Linked DNA regions of Mus musculus: region 2 is linked to region 1. Evidence: chromatin loops called from intact Hi-C (ENCODE). Cell type or tissue: left cerebral cortex. All regions are shown on one strand. Links, peaks and the distances in the headings refer to the core of each region. The heading gives the core; the rest is flanking DNA.

What was found. A loop is a pair of places that touch in the nucleus more often than their neighbours do. Peaks named below come from ENCODE experiments on the same cell type or tissue, not always from the same donor. Only the 100,000 strongest peaks of a DNase experiment are listed, where the experiment ranks them.
Region 2: a loop joins it to region 1, with 2.2 times the contacts of the local background. A loop is called at or near these places in 11 of 42 quality-filtered maps.

Annotation. Positions count from the first base shown.
Region 1 is chr9:66,701,055-66,709,395 of GRCm38, forward strand. No RefSeq gene overlaps it. Among named protein-coding and RNA genes, the nearest start is that of Car12, 8.5 kb to the right of the region's middle. In left cerebral cortex, for the core only: a CTCF peak has its summit at 4,908; DNase peaks (open chromatin) are centred at 4,914 and 7,543.
Region 2 is chr9:66,769,113-66,777,453 of GRCm38, forward strand. It overlaps Aph1b (aph1 homolog B, gamma secretase subunit), which reads right to left. Exons shown (of 6, transcript NM_177583.4): 6 at 6,375-8,341. Among named protein-coding and RNA genes, the nearest start is that of Aph1b, 22 kb to the right of the region's middle. In left cerebral cortex, for the core only: no CTCF peak of the experiment used is centred there; a DNase peak (open chromatin) is centred at 3,322.

The DNA.
Region 1 (8,341 bases), core at 130-8,129:
ATCCCTCCAGTAACTCACTGAAGCCAGTTTTATTTAACCAATAGTTTAAAATCAAGGAGCAAGGTTTACACAACAGAAACTTATAGCCAGGAGAAGCTACTCGTTGGCCTAGACTTTCCGTTATAGATAGCAGTAGACCAAATCTCAACAAGGGGACGTGGACGGTAAAGAGATAGAGGGTCAAGTGAGCAGCTGGCTCAGGACAAAGTGGTCTACTGGCTGGGTCACATGAATTTGGAACCACTATAGAAGTGGAAACTGATTCTACTCAGCCGAGTCCTGGAGGCTCTGGGCAGTGTTATAAAACAAGAAAAAGAGGCAATGGACATACGAATTTCAAAATAAATGACAAACTGTCCTTATTTCATGTATATTCTAATTATTCGCATACCAGATTTGATCGGTTAAGAGGCACCTCAGTTAGCCATGTGTCTAGGGTTTGAGATCTAACACTATGCAGACCACAGAAGAAACAGGGAAATGATTGAATATCCATGCTCAGCAAGAATGTCAGGAACAGATCTGCTCACAGAAAGCAATAGAGCTCTATTACCCATCTCCAAAACGGCTTCTCTCAACCACAAACAGGACAACTGCAGAGAGCCACAACTAGATACATGCAAAGCTCCATGAGTCTGGAGGAGGCCCACTCCAATGGATACATCTGTTGCACAGCTCCTACACGGATGGCTCAGGGAACGTCACAGAAGAAGGGGTAGAAAGATGGTAAAAGCCAGAATAGCAGGAAGTCTGTTGTAAGACTGCTTCTCTTGGACACAGCTGCACAAACAAGACCTGAACAATGGCAGTATCAATAGACATGCTAATGTGGAGGAGGGGAGATCTCATGGGGTTCCCATCCAAGAGAAAGCCAGAGATAGTCAGGTGATGACTGCCCAAAGAAGAGGAATTAATTTCTCCCAGGCAGGAGCCCCATCCCCCCATGGTTATCCAGTACAAAGTGGTCAGCCCAGAACCCATATCAAACAAGAATGGACCCAGCAGGTTCTATTTATATAATTGTGTGTGTGTGTGTGTGTGTGTGTGTGTGTATGTGTGTGTGTGTAACAGTAATAAAAAAGCTATCAATTTGAGAATGGGGCATGGGAGGGATTGAAGGGAGGAAAAGGAAGAATAGGAATAATGTAATTATATTTTAACTAAAAATGGGAGGGGAAAAATCAGTTATATTCTTCTTTACCAGCAATCTTCAACACAACAGAAAATAAGACAACTTTCATGTGAGCAACAGAACCATAATGTATCTAAAATCAGCTCAATTAAAAATTCCAGAAAGGCCAGGCAGTGGTGTTGCCTGCCTTTAATTCCAGCACTCAGGAGACAGAGGTGGGTGGATCTGCGTTTGAGGCATTGCTTCCTAGCATCTTCTTTCTCAAGAGTCTGAAGGAACTCTAGGGACGAGCATTTCCCCTCTCCACAATGGAAAGGTCTGTGAGTGAGGAGAGTTTGGGCTGCAGTGTGGACATCAGCCCCTTAGGGGAGGTTGGTGTGTTTGGTCTAGTATCACCGAAGACAGACCATGCCCTTAGATCTGGGGACAGAGCCAGATGGTGGTTGTGGCAGCAGTGGGGGCACCTTTCATTATAGCACTAGGGAGACAGAGACAGGCCTGGTCTACAGAGCAAGTTCCGGGACAGTCAGGGCTACACAGAGAAACTCTGCCTTGATAAAGCCAAATATAAATAAATAAATTCTAGAAAAGGAGAAAAACAGGAGTCTGAGAGACCTGAAATCCTATCAAACAACAAACACAAGCCCAGAAGGTTATATTTATATACTTGTGTGTGTGTGTGTGTGTGTGTGTGTGTGTGTGTGTGTGTATGTGTAGGCTCCAAGGGGTGAAGTGGTGACGGATAAGGAGTCTGCATAGTTTTCATTAGCTCTGGAACAACTAAGAGGGGAAAAGTAAGTCTTATGGGAAGATGCTTTTAAAATGTGGACTCACAAAACTGGAAGGAAAGATGGCAGAAAAGAGCCGGGCTCAGAGTGACAAATCTATGCTCTTTGCTGTCTTGGTCAGCAGGCCGCACATACGAAAGTCCTTCCTGATGAGTCCCATGGCAGGGGGGTGTGCAGCTCCCTGGAGCTCCTGCAGAAACAGCTCCTTGCTGACTAAGGCTGGCCCGAGGCCCACTAGCCAGCTTCCAGCATGGAACCAGCTCAGCCCTGGCCTGTGGAGGGTGCCCTGCTGGGAGATGGAGGGTGTGGGGCAGCAGAGCTGCCCACAGGCTACAAACACAAAGGTTGAGCCTGGTAAAACCTTGGGGTGGCAGATATTGGAGGCAGAGAGCTGTGATAGATACATTTCTCACATAGAACCTTCCTCTGGACTCCCTCACTAACTGCAAGATTGCCCTGACTCTGAGCAATAGCAGAATATCTGAGAGAAGTCTCAGCAATGGCCCAGTACTTATGGTGTTTCATAAGTAGACTAATAACTTGAATATTTGCATGTGTCTCTGTTAGGGTTTTACTGCTGTGAACAGACACCACGATCAAGGCAACTCTTATAAGAACATTTAATGGGGGCTGGCTTACACGTTCAGAGGTTCAGTCCATTATCATCAAGGCGGGAGCATGGCAGCATCCAGGCAGGCATGGTACAGGCTGAGCTGAGAGTTCAGCATCCTGTTCCAAAGGCAAACAGGAGAAGACTGGCTTCCAGGGAGCTAGGATGAGGGTCTTAAAGCACATGGCCACAGTGACACACTTCCTTCAACGGCCACACCTACTTCAACAAGTCCACACCTCCTAATAGTGCCACTCCCTGGGCCTAACATTCAAACCACCATAGCATGCAAAACTATTTGGGCAAAAAAACAAAAATAAAATACAAAATACAAAAAAAAAAAAAACCCAAACAATAAAAACCCATATCAAACCAAACCACTTATGTGACACACTGCAGTTTCCAATGCTCTAGGATAAATGAATATTTGATGGAGACATGGTGGAAATGCTAGGTGTGAGAGAAGCCTGCTGTAGACAGGGAAACACAGAGTTGCTGAGTTAGGTCAACACGGTTGTGACAGCAGCCCGGGCTTGCCCTCTAACTCAGCCCCTGAACAACATGCTGCCCAGACACATGCACAACTGCCCTGGTTCTGAGCAACAGCAGATGTCCAGTATGAAGAACTGTTCATATTCTGGATTGGATCTTCTCAAAAGACCTTTATGGTCCAAGCTGCCCCTGGAAGCCACTTGGTATCTGTGGTCTGATGCCCTTGTCCATGTTGCAGCCTGAGGTTCATGTGGATGTCAGTGGTGTTACAGCAGCCAGGATGTTTCTGCTGATGTTCCTGGCCAAGTTACCACTAAAGGCCATACAGATGTTGTCGGTTTGGGCTGCCCCTGAGGCCATGCTGATGTTTGTGGACGCTGCTGAGGGGCCATGCTGCTATGAGTGGGTAGCCATCTGAGACGTGTTAATGGGTATAGCCTATCATGCTACTGCTGAGGGCCATGTCTGGGTCCCCAGTCCTACCTCAGCTGGGGTCTGTGGCCAGTATTGCCACTGAAGGCCATCTGGGTATCTAGATGTCTGTGATCTGTACTGCTGCAGAGAGCCATGTTGACGTGAGAATCCTGCACTGCTACCTGACGCCATATTAATATCTTTGATCCGTACTGTTGTCAGGGCTAGGATGGTGTCCGTGGCCTGTGCAGTGGAAGAGGGTCATGTTGATGTCCATGGTCTGAACTGCCACAGGAGACCATGTTGACATCAGAGACCATGTGGGTGTCCATGGTCTGTGCTATCATGTTCAAGTCCATGACCTGCTGACTATAAAGATCAAGGGAGCTACTTTTTCTATGATATTGATGATTGCAGACATACAGTTGAGAAAGAGGGACATGAAAGGTCAACCGGCACAGCTACATAATAAAACATTTACATAGAACAAAGGTAAGAAAGTGCTAAAAATGTACATGAGTGTGCATATGCAATTGATGTGTAGCAGACAAATCAACAGGAAGGGGTGACTGCTGCATAGATAGTGTAGGGGACTGGCTCACTACATAGAAGAATTATGGTTGATCCCTAACTTCAAATACCACCATAAACAAACATGAGCTGCAGACCAACTAAAGAATCCAGTGTGTGTGTGTGTGTGTGTGTGTGTGTGTGTATGTGTTTTGGGAACAAAAATTAGCTCTTTGTTTCTCTTCTCTTCTCCCCTCCTCTCTCTTTCTTTCTTTCTTTCTTTCTTTCTTTCTTTCTTTCTTTCTTTCTTTCTTTCTTTCTTTCTTTCTTTCTTTCTTTCTTTCTTTCTATCTCACTATGTAACCCTGGGTGGCCTGGACTTTGCTATGTTGAGCATCCTGGCTACTAACAGAGATTTACCTGCTCCTGCCTTTCAAGTGAGATTTATTTTTATGTGTTTACCTGTATGGGTGGGTATTGTATACCATATGCATGCAGTACCCTTGAAGGCCAGAAGAGGCCATTGGATTCCCCTGTAGCTGGAATTATAGGCAGTTGTGAACAGTCATGTGGGTGAGGTGAGCCAAACTGGGTTCTTTGCAGGAGCAGTAAATGCTCTTAACTACATGTTTTAACTACTGAAAACATGTCTCCAGTTCCTCAATGTAAGTTCTTGTAGCAGTGTAGTACATGTGAGACAACATATTTGCCCCAAGGTTATCAGGAGTTTTTTAATTGACATGGACAATAAAGAGAACAAGATGTAAAAAAGTGAAGAATTGATGGGTATAGGATGGATTATTGGGCTTTCTCTGCCTTTAAAACATTACATGTAAATAACTTTGTTTCTAAAACTCATGTGGCTGAGTTATTTCATTGTTGCAGGTCAACATACAAAGTTGTTTCCTGTCTCTCCCAGGGCACTTTGCCCATCATCATGTTGCTCACTACTCCCCTCCAGTGGATGGATCTGGAATTACCTTTCATTGCCCTGTACCTCCTCTTTTGTTTAGACAAGGCTACAAAGGAGGATAGCTCCTTCCACCACTTCTCTGCTCTCTTCCTTACCACTTCCCTTCTAGGGGCAGCTAGTCACATAAGACTGCTGTGATCTGGGCACGATGATGTGTGCCCGCAATCTAGTACTCAGGAAACAGAAAGCTGATGCTCTCAAGGCTGGTCTAGGCTGTGTGTGCAAACAGCAACAAGAAAACAACAAGCTATTGTGTTGGGATTTCCATTGTTCACTATGTCTGACTGATTTACTCCCTGAGTTGGGGCTATGTTAGTTTGGTTTAATTTGGTTTTCAGAGGTGAGATGGGTCCAGGCAGTCTTGTTCCTAAAGCATGCCCAATGTCTTCATTAGCAACTCTCTGGTTACAGGTGTCAACCAACTTTGTAATTACGGATTATGGTGGTCTTCCTTCCTAAGTATTAGAAAAGATTTTTTACACATTTTCACTGGGATTAAGTGGGATTAAGTCCCTATCATAAAGATAGTGTGATTGAGGTCACCCCAGCCCCTAGAGGAAATAAAATCTGCAGAGAGAGTCCAAGTTTGTAGGACTAGAAATTTCTGATTCTTTTAACATTCTTTGGGAACTCTGGCTGTAGCATGCCATCATTTCTTCCACTCACAAAATTGTGGGTAGTAAGCAGAGGCATACAACATCAGAACCATGCTTTGTACATCATTGTTAAAAACGGTATAGACATTAGTAATCAGCCATTACTTTGTTGTTTATCTTTGGCAGAGGGTGCCATGGAGCCCAGGTTGGACTCAAACTCTCTGTGCAGCCAACACTGGCATTGAACTCCTAGTTCTCCTGCCTCTATCTCTCACGTACTGAGGTTACAGGCCCAAGCCATAAGGCTTAGCCAGTAATTCCATGCTAGTCACTTAATTACTGCCACGGAACCCCCAAATCTTCAAGTGAAGGGGTATAAAGCAGTTACTTCATGATGCATTTAGCCATCCCAGTGGTCTCGATATGCCATGTCTCCTTGGGAGGTGTCTTAGTTCACTGGTCAAGCCATCTCACACGAGAGAACTATGATGCCCTACCAACCACCAGTCAAATCTTTAGCCAACACAGGGCTTGGGAGGAAATTAGATCCAGCAAGACTGGCTGCTGGCCAGAGAGGCACCTCAATTCTATGGGCCCAGGGAGAAGCTCTCTCTACTCATCTTTGTCTATCCATGTTACAAAGCCAGCTGTATAAACTGCTGCCCCAGACTCTCCTCCCTGAGCACTGTTAGGCCTCAGCGCCTAAGTGAGGTGGCCCAGCTTAGTGCATCAACTCCAGTTGAAAGAGAAGAAGAAAAATCACAGGCATGCTCCTCCAACCCACTCGTAGGGATGGTTGCACACCGACGTGCAGGCAACTGGGGGTTGCTTGCCAGGTTTCTTTGGAAGTACCTGAAATGAGGGAGCAGATCTCGAAGTCCTGAGGTTGTAGACAGCTAGAGTGGAAGTACTTGTATACTCGAGCACAGAGGAAATTTCCAGCTTCTTCCAAGCCTATGTGGCAGTAGCTCTGAGTCCCCCACATCAGACTTTCCCTGCGACCCAGTGCCTGTGAGCCTACTGTTTAGAAGGTGTCTTATTTCAATAGAATGACTGGGGCCAATATATAGAACCACGGAGAAAACTGTATCTGGAAGTTTTTGCCTGTTCATCCCTGAAGGCCCATGGAAGTTGGTGAGGTTGCCCACACCAAGTATGGAATTACGGGACAAAATTACTGGCCTCTTCCTCCTTCAGCCATGCAGGGCCTTTTAAGAGAACTACATGTATGCAGTGTTAAGCATGCCCCCGTGCCACATTTAAATATGCCTAGCTTATTATATTACTTCTTGATGGCTCTGTGGGGGTGTATTTACTATAGCCCTTGTATCTTTGCTATCTTAAATTATTGTTATCATTTTGAATTTTTGAAGTGGTGTTTGTCTGTAAAGCCCAGGCTTGCTGTGAACGTGTGCTCTCCCTGCTGCCGACTCCTGGGTGCTGGGGTTACAGGGATACTGTCCCCACTCCTCAGACAGTATCTGAAGATACTCAGAGCAGAAGGCTGCGTGCCCAAGGTCATGTAGGACAGCGAGTGGTGTGGAGATGCAAACCCAAGCTCTTTCTCCCCTGTGCCTTTCTGTCTGACTCAGTGAAAGCTGCTGGGTTTGATATTAGGACTGTTTAATTTATGTTTCACTTACGAGCTTCATGGAATGTGAGCTGTCCTGCACTGTGAAGGGAGGACATGCTTTGGATCAATTCCAAGACCAGGATCTGAGACTCCTGAGGTTAGCGGAGAGTGGATTCAGCAAGCAGGTATGCAGGGAGACGTGGCTGCAAGAAATCCAAGCTATAATGGTTAAATTCTATCTCCCAAGCCGGCTTCATGTCAGCTAACCATGATTTCCTAGATACCTGGAAAGAGGTAAGGCTCATCCTCTTAAAATGATAAATTATCTTGTGTGTAGAATTGTGAACTTTCATGGTTTTTAAATTAATTATGCAGTATTTTGTAAAGACTGATTAACATACATCATTGCACGTTCAACAGGAGCGTAGCAGCTGAAGAATTCCACGGCCAAGTAACTGAGCCAGCCTCACCATGGTAACTGGAGGCAGTGATGGGCTGAGAGTTTCCACACTGGAATCCAGGAATCCACGAATACAGTTTTCATTTTCATTAGAAAATTAAGGCTGAGATTCTCCAAACTTCCTTTTATTCCAAGCTGGCTCAGGAGCGATGAGAGAGAGAGAGAGAGAGAGAGAGAGAGACAGAGACAGAGACAGAGACAGAGACAGAGACAGAGACAGACACACACACACACAGATTTATTTGATTTTTTTTCCAAAGCACTTTCACACATATGGGCCCAAACCTGTAGGGGGTTAGACATTCTTGTTCCAACTAAGAGGTCAGAAAACAGAGGCATACACAGGGTGAGAGGCTTGTGAAGGTTCTAGGGCTGGTTCCTGGCAGAGCCAGGAGTTTGGCACTGTTTCCTCCGGGTCACACTGTCCTCTTACTGATCCTGCCTGAAACTGAGCAGAGTAGAGCTGCAGTTCACACAGAGGTTATGAATCCATGCCCTCGCTGCATGGCATGAAGAAAGCTGTAAAACTCGCTGCGTTTTCACATCCCCATCAATGAGCCTGCACAAGTTTGGACATAGAAGTCTGCCCAGTGAGAGCCAGCTTAGTCTTTTTTCCTTCTTCTTTCTTCCTGCCCCATCCCTCTCCTTTGTCTTCCTCCCCACCTTCTTTTCTGGTTGAAGCACAGCTCATTAACAGAACAAGTAGCTGTGCAGAGAGCTCATGTTCTCCCCCTTCGCTGGAGAACTGTGGAGTCAGAGCCCTGAGGTCTCAAGTTCCCTCTATCGCATTCCA
Region 2 (8,341 bases), core at 124-8,123, 68 kb after region 1:
AAGGTATTTCCAGGTACCAGACAGCTGAAGAGGCTAGGTGCTAGCAGAGTGATGCACACTAACTCTGTTGATTGCATCGTTCACTACGTTAGAGAGTGGTGCTCTTTCAGAGTGTCACAAACCCTACAAGGTTCCCTCCAAGGAGGAGTGATCTCTGGGGCATCTGCAAGAAGCAGAGGCACAATCCTTATCACTGTCTGCAGGGTACATCTGGGTATGGCCACGTTGAGCTGCCATCTACTCTGAAGGTCACCCAGCCAGGGGCTCATAGTGACTTTTATGACTCAGAATTGACTGTCGCACAAGACTTCAGGGAGATATGAGGCTGGGTGCCATGGGGACAACTCCTCCCCACTTCATTACTTAATGACTTGGCACAAACAGGGGCCAAATTCCTGGCTGCGGTGAATGATTTACCATAGAACTGCTTGCCACCAGGTGACATATATTTGACTGTATTGTGTCAGTCTGACTGTAGGCCAACCAGCAGTTTGCTAGTGCCTTAAACAGCCTTGGCTGTTTCTGTGTACTTTAACTCCATGAAGCAACCACCCAGGGAAACATGGAGCACTGCTTTCATCTCCTTAGTGGGAAACAAGTATCTGGCTGGCTAGCTATCGACCATTGCGGTCTTCATTAGCAGAACTAGGGGGCCCTCCTCCGGCTACATAAAGCACCCTACTCTCTCTTTGTTTCTCTTTCTCTCTCTCTGTCTCTCCAACTCTGTCTCCTTGGCTCTCTGTCTCTAGTTATGTATGTATGTATGTATGTATGTATGTATTACATATGTATACATGTATGTATGATGTATGTATGTGGGGGATGTATGTGTGTGTGTACATGTGTTTTCAGGAAGTTGCCATAGAGCACATACAGATATCCGAGGACAACTTGCAGGAGTCATTTTTCTCGTTCCAACCATGTTGGTCCTATGAGTCCACCTCATGCCCTTGGGCTCACTAGCAGGTACTTTTACCCAGATCCATCTTTATGGTCTGGAAGTACTTGTTTGTAATAGAACTCACCATCCTTGCCTTGGTCATGCAATGATTCCAGACACTGAAAACCCTAAATGATTTCTAGAAAGGTAACAACCTCCTGCCTCCAATCTGTTTGGTGGCATTCAACTTTGACTTCTAGTCAGGTACAGTCTGAGCCAGCATCACCAACTGCAGTGGGCAGAGGAGCTGGCTCAGCTCCCAGGGGATGATAAGCTTTACCTCTTATTTAAGTAAAACTAAATTCCCAAGGCCACGTTTAGGTCTTTTCCTAAAGCAGGTCTAGAGAAAAACAGTAAACGCACACAGTGTGAGTGTGTGCTTCTCCGTCAGTACTTGGATATCATTTCATATGAGAGAAATCTGAAGAATATAAACATAGCGACAGGAAGCAGGTCAGCGGTTGCCTGGGGAGGTGGAGTGGTATGTGTATATATGTGTATGTAAGGACTAACTACACAAGTATATGAGAAGCAGCTGAACTGGTGACTACGCTCATTATTTTGGTTTCCCCATGTATGTCAAGAATGTACAAATTTTACACTTTAAATAGAAGCCTAATTACAGCAACTACATAATTCAGAAAATATGGGGGGAAGGGGGACCCACATAAGGACAAACCATCCTATCTCCTCTTTGCCACCAAGCAGGAGAGATTTGGCCAGAGCTGTGTCACCTTCACTTAGACCCCCACTACAGGCAGGAGTGAGCTCTCTCTTCACTTGGCCAGCTATGACCTCTGAGTACTGTAAGTCAAACTCATAATTTCCACTGGAGTTCACCCCTTTCAAACATTAATTCTTTTAATGGCCTACAGTGTACACAACACACAGAGGATCCCTGGGCTCAAGGGCATTCTGAGGCCTCTACAGCAACTCAGTGATGACACAGCCAACTTGGAGAAGCAAAGGCTTTTCTAGTGAAACATATAGCACAACCAGGTAGCTTCTCTGATTAAACCAGGTCTCACATGTCTTAGTGTCTCTTCTTGTGACTAACAGAGAACCATTCGAATCCTTTCCATGGAGGGCCATGGAGCCATTAACACACTCAGTTCAGGAGCTTGTCACTCCCTTTTAACCACTGGTGAATTGAAGATAGTATCCTCCTATCAGTGAGAGCAGCTTTCAACTATCTCACATACCATCTCATTTGAAAGCAAAGCTTTAAAGAATTGTCTGCTAAGTGTAGAATAAGTGGTGGGGATTCTAGCATAAGACAAAAGCCATTGACTATAATATAAAGTTATCTGAACATAATGCTATGTTGTCCATTAACAGAAGAATGGCTAACCAAATAATGGCAATTTTTTTATTGAATAGAATTTTGCAAATACTGATACTCACTAAAACAAATGAATCCTGGGAATTGTTGGGCAAAAGAATCTAGAGGCAGAAATATAATAGTTCATGTTATTCTAGTTAAAGTTCAAAAAAGAACAAGACAGTTTTGAAAATTAAAAATTCTATATATTTGAGTGTATGTGGAGAAGACGCACAAAGGCCATGGTGGGCATGTGGAGATTGGAGGACAAGACCGTGGAGTCACTTCTCCTACTTTTACATGGGTTCTAGGAATTGAATTCAAGTCGCCAGGCTTGTGCAGCAAACACCTCCATCCACTGAGCCATCTTGATGGCCCCAAACAAGCACAATTTATCGCTGATGATAGACACGAGAGCCACTAGTTGTGTCTGTGTGAGTGGCTTGAAAGGAGGAAGAACAACCATTAGGGAAAGGATATGTCCTGTGTCTTGGCAGGAGAGGAGTATTAAGAGTACACAGGGGCAAATATGTACATATATTCCATTACAAATCATTTTATTGAATGTAAATTATCCCCTGATTTAAGAATAAAACATGTAAGGGATTGTGGTGGAGAAAGTCACTCACTTACCTTTCTAAGTCTAATAACGTCAGGTAAGACTTCTCACAGGAAATGACACTTGAGAAAGACCTTGAAGCCTAGATGCTTCCTAGTTGGAGCTAAAAAAAGAATAAAAATGTGGAGGCATTCATGGCACAACTAAAGGAAGCTCCAAGGGTGTATTTGAGAATATGGGCCTTTAAGAGAATATTGAAGAAGGGAGAGTAGGTCTTTGACTCATTTTGAATTGACTTTTATACAGAGTGAGATATCCTAATTTCATTCTTCTGTATGTGGGTATTGTGTTTTCTCAGCTTTATTTGAAGAGACTCTTTTTCTCCAATGTTTGTTTTTCAAAACATCTTTGCCAGAAATTAGCGGGCCCCGGCTCTGCGTTTATTTCTGGGTACTCTTTCTTCTACTCTATCAGTGTACGTATCTGTTCTGCTGCCAGTGCCATGCTGTTGCTGTTGCTATGGATGAATGGTATAAAGAATGTTCAAGTCCTTAGTCACCAGGGAAATGCAAATCAGAACAACTCTGAGGTTCCACGGCTAAGATAAAGAACCGAACCTCCAAGCGCTATATTATGTAAGAAAAGAGCAAGTGTACTTCCGTCCTCATTACTGATTTTAGGGGGAAAAATGTTTCTCAGAGCCTCATATTACCTGAAGAAAGGCTTTCTCCAATTGCACTCCCCTGTCTTATCCACTAAGGAGAAAACTAAGAGAAAGTCCAGGAGGAATTTCAATGAAAAGCTGATAATTTTAAGACTATGGGACAGTGGTTCTTAACATATGGGTCCTGACCCCTTTTGGGGAGGTTGCATATCAGATATCCTGCATATCAAATATTTATATTGTGATTCATAACAGTAGCAAAATTACAGTATTGTATTAAAGGAATTGTATTAAAGGGTCAAAGCATTAGGAAGATTGAAAATCACTGTTTTATGACTCCCATACTGCTGCAACAACAGAACGCCAGTATTGGTATACTGCAGTATTGGTATACAGTCTCTAAAATAAGCATTAAGGAAGGCCGCAGTCAAGAGGAGAGGAGAACAAAAGCACCCCCAAGGGTCCCCAAGTTTCTGGCACAAACAGACAACAAACCTAAGGAACCCTGTTTCTGGCTACAAATAATCAACAAACATTATAGACTAATCCAATGCAGTTTAACATGAAACTCATCGTGATAGTTGTTTTACTTACGAGGTGATTCTAGCTCTTGACAGATAGTGAAAAGTAATATTAAGAAGCAAGAAAGAGGTGACTAGGAAGGTTGCGCAGTGATTAAAGCACCTATATGAGAGTGGGTACAGGCGTTCAGATTTGCAGAACCCATGTAAATGCCAGGTGGGCATGGCAGCTTACTTGTAATTCCAGCCTTGGGAGGCAGACAGGGGACTCCCAGGGCAAGCTGGATAGCAAGTAGCCATATTAGCAAGTATTGGCTTTGATTGAGAGACCTTGCCTCAAGAAATAAGATGGAAGAACAACCTATAGCCAAGGCTGATTCTCGACAGCAACTTCAGCATGCACGTGCATGAGCCCCATGTACAAATACGCAAGCATGTGCACACACAGAAACACATGCACCTTCCAAAAACACATGGAAATAGAAAAAGAGGCAAGAAGAAAAGCTGTCTGAAAAAAAAAAACAGATTTTTATATTTTTCTTTTTTCAAATATGTATTTATATTTATTCAATATGTATGAGCGTTTACTTGCATATATGTATATGTACCACATGAATTCAGTGCCCTCAGAACAAAGAGGAGGGTGTCAGAACCCCTGGAATTGGAGTCACAGAAAATTGTGAACCAGTATGTGGATGCTGGGAACTGAACCTGTGTCCTCTGCGAGAGAGCAAGTGTTCTTAAACAATAAGCCACCGCTCCAAGCCCAGATTTTCTATTTTCTGAATAAGCTCTGTGAGTATTTCTTAAACCTCATTCATTTAATCTGAAATTTAAAAGTATTATTTGTAGTCATGCACATGTAGATATGCCTATATGTAGCATGTGAGCTACATGTGAGCACATGTACATACATACATGTGAGCACTGATGCCCATGGAGGCCAGAGTGCTGGATCCCTTTGAAGTTGGAGCTCCATATGATTCTGAGCTGCCAGACATGGTTGCTGGAGACAAAATTTAGTTCCTTTGGAAAAACAGTACACTGTTCTTAACAGCAGAGCCATCTCTCCAGCCCCTCAACTAAAAATTTAAATTTATTGACATTAAGTTGACCTCAGTATTCCCTTTTTATTAATATGAGATCTCTAGTAGTAATGTTGCACTCTCATTTTTGTTCTTAGCTATGTTGTTTCTTCGTCCTTTAGCTTTAGTTTTTCCTAATTTTTGATTTTGAACATCTGTATTTATCTGATAAGCCTTGGATGCCAAATATATCCCTCTCTCCTCACTTCCTAGGGACTTTGATGTGGCAACTGTTTTCCTTCCTACTGAATCATTCCCATCATAACACATTTCCAACATAGCTACTGTAGCTCCCCCTTCTCCTCAGGCTCTCCTCCCCCTCTATAACACTGTACACAGGAGACTGGCATGTCCTCCCATTCTCTAGAACCCGCCCATTTAGGTGATCAGCCTTTTTTCCACGGTGAAATTGTTTCCATAAAGGTCACCAGCAACTTTCATCTCTCTTCACATTACCATCCGCTCCTGCTGTTCTTACTCTTCAGTCAGCAGTAATTGACAGCTTTTGCTCTTGCTCCCAGCATACTACCCCTACGGGTTTTCTCCCTCCCTCCCTCCCTCCCTCCCTCCCCCTCCCTTCTAACTTCTCCCTGTTCCAGCACTCACATGAATTCCTGCCCCATGGTTCTCAGCCAGCACTTGTTATTTTTTATCTATATAAACTGTCCAGTGCCCTTCATCCTTCTGAAATCTAAAATAGTATTATTCAAGCCTTTTATGTTACTCATAATTAGCAGCATATGTTATAATTTCCTTAACACAATAGTTACAGATTTTTGAGACAGGGTGTCACTGTAGCTCAAGCTGGTTTGAAGTGACTCACCCTCATAGACCCTGGGACTACAGGTGTGAGCTTCATGACTGGCTAAAACGTAGATGTTTTCATTTATGTGGTTAACTCTAAGCTTTCTAGTGACCAAAGACTCTATAGTATCCATGTTTCTTCCATTCTTTAAACCTGTCTAAACAGTCTGTGTGAAAGGCAAACCCCCAAGAAAGAACTATACACTCCACTTTTTATTTTATACAAATACATTTTTAAAGTATAGTTTTACAAGACTTACCATGATTTACACTTAAATAACAAATACCAGTTACTTGTATCAGTGACTTGTATAAGTGACTTGTATAAGTCACTGAGCCTTAAAGTCTTGGGACTCACACATTAAAATGTCTGTTGAACAGAATACAAGTGTTCTACTCAAATGTGGACAATAAGACAACTGAGCAGTTCTTCTATTCTAATTTTTGATGAGATGAAGACAAAATATTTTTATTTTTTCTAATAGAGGATTCTCACATCTGAGGGTGGTCATCAGGAAATCTCCATTCTAACTAATCCTCAAATAATGACATCTAGCAAGACTCACAACTTTATTGAGAAAGGGCCAAAGAGACTGTAGCCGACTCTGAGCTGACTTGGGAAATGTGCCCCTCCTCACCTGTGTTACAGGCTCAGAGGTATTGGCCCTGAAGCTGGATCATCCGGGAAGATGATCAGTATAAACCTGGAGCAGCCTCATTCAAACAGAGCCAACTGATTCCAGTGATAGATCCTCCCAGTTTCCTGAACCTCCTGTCTGAGGGTAAAGGCCACACACAACCTCTCAGGTGCTTCGTCTCCTCTCTAAGGGGAGGGAAAGTGACAAGACTAAGCTATTCAAAGCTGCCAAGTAGAAGCTAAATCATGGTTAATTTCACCGGCTTCTGTCTTCAGCTACTGCTCTGTGATGTTTTGTAAGTTCACTCTTTCACAATTACTTAGAGATTTTTCAAAGTAAAGCTCCAAGATCTTTGAGGTTTTTTTTTTTTTTCTCTACTTGGATTAAGAAGCCACAAGGAACATCTTTGTGCCAAATTGATTCTGAATACAGAGAAATGATACATGCGTTGTGGGTTGTAAATTAGCTAATGAACTTCACTTTGAAAGTCTCGCAACTAATCAGTAACAAACAACAGAATGTACAGCCAAGTTTCAAACAAGGCAATAACTATACTAACAGATACTGAAAGATGGTCTACTCCAAATGAGGGATATCTAGAGAATGAAATGTTAAATAATGTTTTTGCTGTCCATTGGGAAAAACACAGGCCTGGAAGGTTTGCTGCTACAGGTCATAAAGGCAGGTCATACGGGTCATAAAGGGTTAACATGTAAAAATGTTACAGATGATACAGAGAGATGGTGTCCATTTCCTCTAAACATTAGAAAGGACTAAAGTAAAGCCTGTTATTAAACAAAAAGATAAATATTGTAATCATAATGAGATCCTTTAGCTAGGCGTGGTGGCACATGCCTATAAGCCCTAGCAAGGCTTCAGTGCTCACAACTACTGTTAACACCTGTTTTGACACAGGGCTGAAGCTACTGAAACAAGAACTAGGGAGAGAAAAAAATCTCTCTCACAGTACTTATGTTTACTGGGAACAAAAGCTATCTTCTGAGCAGTCTGAAGACACTGTCCTCACTTCCCTGGAGCACATTTCATCAAGATGTTCTGAAAATGTCACTACTGCTGCACTGCTAGCCCGGCAAGCGAAAGGACAGACAGGTGGACACACCTCCAGTGAAGAGCACTGGTTCAAACAAACTAAGGATAAATGTGGCTTATGTGAAATTACAACTGAATCTATCCCGGCTATTCACATGGTCAATGCATCTCTGTTACTCAAGCACTAAAACAATATTCAAAATCCCAAGGTCAATTTTATGTGCATTTTCTCTCTCTTCACAGAAAACCTGTGTGGAACACAGCATACAACATCCAGGCTACTCCTTTTCAATTATTAATAAGAGCAGCACTTCAATGTGTATGTGTAAGACTCCACCTCCCTCAGGCTTCCTAGGTAAGGTGCAAAGCAGGCTACGGAAACAGCTCTGCCTGAGCTACACAGCAGCACTCACAGTATAAGAACAACCACAGGCAAACAAGGACTATTCAATAATTCAACTGAGTTTCACTAGGCAAATTTCCTTCTCATGTGTGTTGGTTCTGTTTTTGAATATGTATGGTCCTGCCTGTGTGGGCATATGAATACAGTCGCAGTTGAAGGCCAGATGCATTGGATCTCCTAGAGCTGTAGTTAGAAGTGGTTGTGAGCTGCTCAAAGGGGGTTCTTGGAACTGAACTTGGATCCTCTGAAAGAGCAGTATGTGTGCTTAGCCAGTGAGCCATCTTCCCAGCCATTCATCTGAGTTTTTTTAATTAATTGAGATTGTATAATAGCCTCATTTCTAATATTGTGGTATA